Regions from separate parts of the Homo sapiens genome. Here all the other regions are linked to region 2. Evidence: chromatin loops called from intact Hi-C (ENCODE). Cell type or tissue: IMR-90. All regions are shown on one strand.

Evidence for each region. Hi-C counts contacts between places; a loop is a spot of excess contacts. Peaks named below come from ENCODE experiments on the same cell type or tissue, not always from the same donor. Only the 100,000 strongest peaks of a DNase experiment are listed, where the experiment ranks them.
Region 1: it touches region 2 in a loop (11-fold over the local background); 12 of 110 quality-filtered maps call a loop at or near these places.
Region 3: a loop joins it to region 2, with 27 times the contacts of the local background. A loop is called at or near these places in 14 of 110 quality-filtered maps.

Annotation. Positions count from the first base shown.
Region 1 is chr4:180,946,299-180,948,798 of GRCh38, forward strand. No RefSeq gene overlaps it. Among named protein-coding and RNA genes, the nearest start is that of LINC00290, 210 kb to the right of the region's middle. In IMR-90, a CTCF peak has its summit at 1,373; no DNase peak of the experiment used is centred here.
Region 2 is chr4:180,827,244-180,829,743 of GRCh38, forward strand. No RefSeq gene overlaps it. Among named protein-coding and RNA genes, the nearest start is that of LINC00290, 330 kb to the right of the region's middle. RefSeq lists an enhancer at 1-1,105. In IMR-90, a CTCF peak has its summit at 1,370; DNase peaks (open chromatin) are centred at 598 and 1,398; H3K4me3 peaks cover 684 bases; H3K27ac peaks cover 900 bases.
Region 3 is chr4:181,527,529-181,530,028 of GRCh38, forward strand. It overlaps a transcript of TENM3 not described here. Among named protein-coding and RNA genes, the nearest start is that of LINC02500, 260 kb to the left of the region's middle. In IMR-90, a CTCF peak has its summit at 1,241 (motif pointing left); a DNase peak (open chromatin) is centred at 1,243.

The sequences.
Region 1 (2,500 bases), 120 kb after region 2:
ACACTTTAATTCTCTTTATTTCCATGTCTAGAATGGTTCCATCTCATTGTCACCTCCCTCTCCTAACCAGAAACTACCCAAGTACTAAGAAAATTAAAGTGGTGATGTCATATATTAAATGCATGTAAAAGAAATTGCTTGTCCTTTGGAGTGCTCAGCCATTCTGTTAAATGAAATGCGTGCTTACTAAAATGTCATGAGAAAATGATGATTTGTTCATACCTTGTTTCATATCTTGTTTGTTGAAAAATATTTTTAAAACATATGTCTACTATCACATTTGCAAGCATTGGGGAAATCACAGGAGAAAAATAAGAAAAATAACTGAATATATCACAGATGTGTTTAAGGACAAATATGAACAGAAGGAATGGGAATACAGGGTGGACTACAATTGATCATATACGTAATTCCAGAAATTCATGTTTTTGTGGGTCAAAAAGAAGAGAGACAACCCCAGGCCAAAATTGTCGGGGAAGAACTAATGGATAAAAAGAAAATATTCTTCTTGTTGTTTGAATTCCAGCTAATTGAGGTTTTGGAAATTGTGAGGCACGGCGCTCTGCCACTTTTCTCTGTGTTTAGTTGTGTGTGTGTATTTAATGATTCTACAGTAAGAGTTTAATGGTTGTTTCTGTATACAAAATTAAATGCGAACAAAGTTAAAATACTTCAGGTATATCAAATAAGAAATGCATTTTATCATAACTTTTTATAATTTTCTTGGCATAGATTTAAAAAATAGATTGCACTTTTATCACTGTACGTAGTTCTTGAATAACTATGAACATTTCAAAATGAATTTTAAAGGAATACAACTGAATTTAACAAAGTACTAATTTCAACTTATGAAATAAGAATGTGACTACATACATTATCATAATTTTGTAGCTAAATAAGATTATTCTTTCCAATCTGTTACTCATTTCTTGTCTTATATCTCTTCAACTTATGGGTTATCATATAAGGAGTACCAAAAAGAAAATACATGGATCTAGTTTTACAGTTATTCATTTCTTGTCTTATATCTTTTCAACTTATGAATTATGATATAAGAAGTACCAAAAAGAAAATGTATAGCTAGTTTTAGGGGACTCTAAGAATTCTAGTAATAAACACTTCCTATATAAAATTATTGTGCAGGTGGGAAAAAGAATTCATTTCTATTCATTATTGCATCATTTTAAAAAATTTACTATGCAGACTGTAGAAATACGCTATAAAACTTTATGCATTCGCAATTGTTAAAATGTTTTATTAGGACGTATATTTGGCATACTGCCCTCATTTCACTTTAGTGACTGAGACTGTTGCTTAAAAGAACGTTCTGTTTCCCTGTAAGTACTTTCTAGTCATTTCCTAAATAGTAATGGAGGGACATTGCCCCCAGCAGGGAAAAAAGAGAATAGAAATAGAGATCTATTCTAGCAATTCATCTAAAAAGTAATGAATATGAGTACGAGAAACTGTACACATTGTCAAAAAGCAGTCTTAAAAATAAACATGCTCTCAGAAAGAAGCCAGCTGTTAAGTTGGTTCTGTATTTTGTAATCATCTACATTTTTAAGACAAAGTATCTTAAACATTATTTTATATAGATAATATTGAAAACTGAAATTAATTAAAAATGGCTCATTTATGAACTGTGTATGTCCAAAACATCAGCAATGTTATAGTAGTTAAAAATAGTATATAACTGATTCTGTTCTGTTACATATCAGAACTTGATATAAGGTCTTATAGCTCTTAAAATGAATTAATTTTGGGGACCCCTAAACTTTATGAAGTCAGAGGTGAATGTGTTTATTTGACTATCTCAGGAATCATCTCACCCTAAAATATTGATAGATTGGTTTAATTTAAATTTGTGGTATCCTTTTTCTTTAAAAGTAGAGAAATTATATTGCAAACACAGGAAGAAGCGGTATTAGAAGTTTCTTTCTCTATGACATTGTTCTGAAACATTATGCCACAGTTACAATCGGCAATTCAAAATTTATGAAGCATTGCATAATTTATTGCCACATTTCAGGCTGTTTCTTTTTTTTTAAGTTACAGCAGGGATGAACATTTTGAGGCATTTTCAGATACAGACTTTTAAAGTTATTCTCTCTTTCTCTCTCTCTGGCCTGCTTCCTTCCAATCCCCCACCCCTGTCTAAAATTGAGAACTTTTGAACATCTCTATGTCTGTGACGAGATTGAATTTATGTATGGTTGGCATTTAAAATAAAATGTTATTGCGGAAAATGTCAGAAAGTGTAGAAGTTAAGTCATCTGTTAGAGGAACTTAATATACTTTATAACGTTGTAATTTTTATCAGATTTAAAAGATTTATTGTGTCATAAATAAATTGATGTTATCCGTAAACTTGAACTTTCTCTGGGAGTAAATACTAGTCATTGAAGAAAGTAAATTGAAAGGTAAAGAATTTAAATAGTCTCTTTAAATACTCCAGGATTGATAATAGGGACAGTATTTTAGTTTGAGAATTTTTCGA
Region 2 (2,500 bases):
TGGAACAAATGTTGCAGGAGCTGAGATCTGCCGCTGCTGAGGACTGGGCACTGAAGTTCAGCCACAGTCCAACACGTGAGGTGACTCCTAGGTCAGAAGGAAGCAGAAGGGATGAGGCTGCAGGTCCCAAGGATCTCCCCGTGAGGTGACAATCTGGGTGATATAACAAGCAATGGTGAGATAAAAGGTCACAGGGATGCAGGACACAGTGTGAACCACTCTCTCTCTCTGCTATGTGGAAAAGCTTTCACTTTCACTTTCCCAAGAGAAGAGGGAATTGTCACATCCTTCTTTCCAAGTTGATGTTTCTCTAATTCTTTGCCCCATCCTGTTGTATGTTTTGTGTATCTTATCCCCAAAACTATTCCCACAGCAGCATGTTTAGCTAGTGACTGAGCCCAGTGGGGACAATAATGTATCAGCTGCTTTATTAGAAAAAGGAAGAGTGGGGGGCTGGCAACCAGTTTCCATTTGGGAGGACTCTGTCATGGTGAGTAGACAGGACGATGACTCAGCAGTTATATGATTTTCAGGTTCTGTATCCTGAAATTGTCTGAACATGCAGTAACACATAGATGAGGGCTTACTGACAGATGCGTAGCTTGCACGTACAGTTTCTTTTCTTCCCAGAACTTGTCTAAACATTGGAGTCATTTGTTGCCTTGGGCCTCACTGCCTGAAGCATCTCTCTTCCCTCTGAGTTCCTGACTCCAGCTCCGTCTGGCTGCAGAGCAATCTCAGGTCTGTGTCCTTAGGTGTTTGATTCCAGCCGAGACCTGGCAGAACTTCCTGCCTTCCAGAACCAGCTATGTCAAATACACATCGCGATTATTTTACTGAAGGGGCTTCAGCCACCTCCGCACATTGCTCAGGCTGAGTAAAAAATAGAGACCATTAACTGCGTGTGTACCTTATTACAGAATTAACATTTAATTCTTATGCAGTGTGTGAAAAAATGTATTTCACCTCCAGAATATCCCATATACAATCTTAATTTTAATAGAAAGAATATGCTCTGCTATGTGACGCTTAAGATACTGGGACACACAGTAATATACAACTGATATATGCTGATGTGGCAGGTGTGTTAAGTAATTCAGATATTTTTACAGCAAAATTAAAGCAAATTAATGAAGATTAGTATCTGAGGTTTGCCAATCCTCTTGTATAAATAAAATAAACATGAGGAATATTTACCTTAAATGGAACCTTGAATTTATCACTTGTATCACTTGCAGAAATGAGAATTTGTTAAAATAAATACAGGGCCTATGTCAATGGTAAAAAAAATTAAAATTTTACATTTCTACTTGTAAGAGCATAATTCCTTTCAAGAATAAATAAGTAGCACATTGTATCTGGACAACTAGGTGGCGCTGGTGTATTATCCTTTCAATCCCAGAAAAGCAAATTCAAATATCATCTTATATATTCCAGCTCAGTGGTCAGACATGCATGTGATCCTCAGCTGCACGTTTCAGTGGTAATTTAGAAGAGACTCATGAGTGAATATTGGAAGTGCTGTCACTCTGCAGGGAACACTAACTACTCTCTAGCTTCCCATTGGCATGTTGCAGATACAGACCTTGAATTCAGAATCTTACTTTTAAAATTTCTAGAAAATCTGGTATTCTTCTGAAGGTAGGAAGCATTTTGAATTAAAAATGTCTTTGGAAATGTGGATCCTTACAGATACCAGAATATTTAAGAGAGATTATTCAAAGCAATTTTGTTACCATCAGAGGTTTTAAAAATGAAATTTCACAGGACACAGCCAAAGGGACGCTTGTAAGTAATTAGATCCTACATAAAGACAGTATTTAAATTTCAAATGTAGACTTGCGAAATTACATAATAACATCAGGTACTTGTGTCATTCTAATGGTTTTAGGCGCTGTTTAAGTACTTTGCATATATTAACTCAATTATTCCCACAACAGCCTTTGAAGTATTGGATGAAGTTACTGGGAAACGGAGAGAAGCGGTAACTTGCCCAGTGCCAAGCAGCTACAAGTTCTGGGACAGAGCTTCAAATACAAGAGAATTTTCTGTCTTGGTCACTATTCTTTCCACATTGCCTCTTAAACAGCCTGCATAAACACTTCTTTAAACAATTTTAGTGTGACACAGATGCTTACAGTGCAAAATTAAAATAAACTTAACAGATAAATTAGAATTGGACATTTGTCTGATAGCAACATGATAGCTATAAGATCAATAACTTTCCGTCACAGAAATAATATAGAATTTAAACTTTACTTGCATATAATCTAGATAGAAAAATTTGCATATAAGAAAAAGAGTGTGAGACACATCAGGAAATGTATCAAGATACTGTTGAACTGGCTCATTTAAAACCTGAATACCCAGGGGACATCACCAATATTGTCCTCAGATAATGATGTAGAAATGCATTTCCTTGAATATATGCTTATCTTTATTTTCATCAGTAGGATCCATGAGAAATAATGAAAAGGAATCTTTTGTTAAAAGATAAGTA
Region 3 (2,500 bases), 700 kb after region 2:
TGGCTAATTTTTGTATTTTTAGTAGAAACGGGGTTTGGCCATGGCCAGGCTGGTCTCGAACTCCTGACCTCAAGCCACCATGCCCAGCCAGGTTTTGTTTTTTTTTTTTTTTAATATAAAAGGATAATAGAATGAAAATTTGAAAAACACAAGTATAAATACATATGTATATATGAAAGTGTGTATTCATCTTCAGAATAAAATAATAATAGAAACATTCATAATTCTCCCACCAAGAAAATTGTATTTTACATTGTGTTACATTTGCTTGTAGTCTTTTTTTTCGTTTAATGTAATATATGTACACACATTTGACATTTTACTCTATAAAGCAGTTTGTAAATTACCTCTTCTTTCATTTAAACTTATACTTCTGAGTTGTTAAATGTTCTTTAAAAATATATTAATGGCTGAACAATACTCCATTGTATGGATGTACCACAGTGTACTAAAAATTGTTTACTTTTTTAAAACAATTTTTTAAAAGGGGGGGTTAAAGGAGGATAAAATTCTCTGTGTAAGGCGTAAATCCTTACATACATCTCTGATTACCTTTAGGAAAAAAAACAGAAATGAAATTATTTTGTCAAATGAAAACATTCTGTGATTTAAAATTTTCTATTTTTATAAAATAGATACTTAATATACATATTTGTATATTGGACGTTTACTTTTTGGTATATACCCCACCCAATATGGCATTTAAAAATAAAGCTATCTAGTTTCTACACAGGACTCTTTATAATCAATGACTTTCAGATCAAGTAGTAGCATAAAATTATTATTTTGATCCTAAAGAAAGAAAATTAAGTATTATAAGTTCTATCTTGATAACTACAAAACAGACCCTCTAGCACAGTGCTGTGACACTATAGTCTTCGAGTGAACAAAATTGAAGAGATTTAGAGATAAGAATTACGACCTTCTCTTGTAAATGAGACTCGCAAAGCACAGGAAGAGCTAAATTATTGACTTTTTGCTCTGTAACAACACTAAGAATAGCTAAGACTTGTTGCCTTCTTACTAGTGTCACAATTTGAAGTGCTTTATGGGCATTAAATCATTTAATCCTCATAACAATCCTACGAGGTAGGTTGAATTATTCACCTCATTTTACAAATAAGGAAAGTGAGGCTGAGGGAGGTTAAGTCACTTTCCCAAGTATTTCACCGAGGAGGTGGAATTCCATCCCAGAAAGCCTGGCTGCAAAGCCTGCACTCTCCACCACTGTGCAATGCTGCCCCCTAGTGCAAGTGTGCATACACGCTGCTCAGGTTCCTTCCCTGAGAGGCTGCTCATAAGGAAGAAAAAGGCAGAAATGTGGAATGAAGGGCTGATAACCAAACACACACACACATACACACACACACACGTGTATATACACACACATATCTGCAGGCATATATATAGTTGATATAAATATATGTCTATATTTAACAGTATATGAGTAGCATAAATAAGATTAGTATACTTTAAAATGTTTAAAGAGCTTTTATTTATATTTTCCTATCTGTGAGGAAGGCACAGTGGAGATTATTGAACCCATTTCACAGGTGAAAAAACTGAGGCTCAAAAGGGTTAAAACATCTTGCCCAATGCTCTACTGCTGGGAAAGGCAGTGTGGGGATTAGAAGCCAGATCTTCCAGCTGTTAGTGCAGTGGAGCTTCTGCTCCCCTTATTCCTCCCCAGCAGTACCTCTCCTACATGTCCAAAGGCATGAGCAAAAATGAATGAGAAATGGTACAGACAAGGAAAAAGGGTCTGCCTTCCCATCTGTTTAGATCTAGAATCCAGAAGGAAATGAGAGAACTGCTCTTGGGCGATGACAGTGTAGTGTTAACAGAAAACAGAGAAGGAAGAGCTGCTCAATTCATGTTTTGCTTCCATTCTCTTCAGTAAGAAGGATTAACTTCAAACAGAAAACTCAAGGGAAATAGATGTGGGTAATGTAAATACTACAGGCATAAATCCTTTCAGGAGACATGAGAACTTACAACTGACAGCCTAAGATAACTACAATCACGTGGGGTGGGGGGTTGTTATTCACCCCATTATAATATAAATTATTCCTAATGACACCAGATAAATAGGTGCTGTTAATGAGCTGCACTTGGAAATAAAGATACCACTTACTGACCAGATAACATGAGGCCACAAGTATTGCATTTACACTCAGCCACTCATTGGCCACTTTAGCCTCCCTTGTGGCCAGGGGCAAACATTCGCGAGATGGCTACTTTCAGCCAGAGTTCAATAGGCACGGTGCTATGTACACACTAGGTACTTGGAAAATATTTGTTGAATTAAGCAGAATTGGACTGAACTCTTTGATGAGGTTGTCCATAAGCAGAGATCCCTTGCTCTAAAATACAAACTTCCTATGTGGCCTTAAGAAAAGACCAAAGTCATTCCAAGTGTGTCATGAAACAAAGAGAAACTAAGTAAGAATAGGACACATACAGGAGCGTTTGGAAATCATAAAGTTTGGCTCTTCTCTTA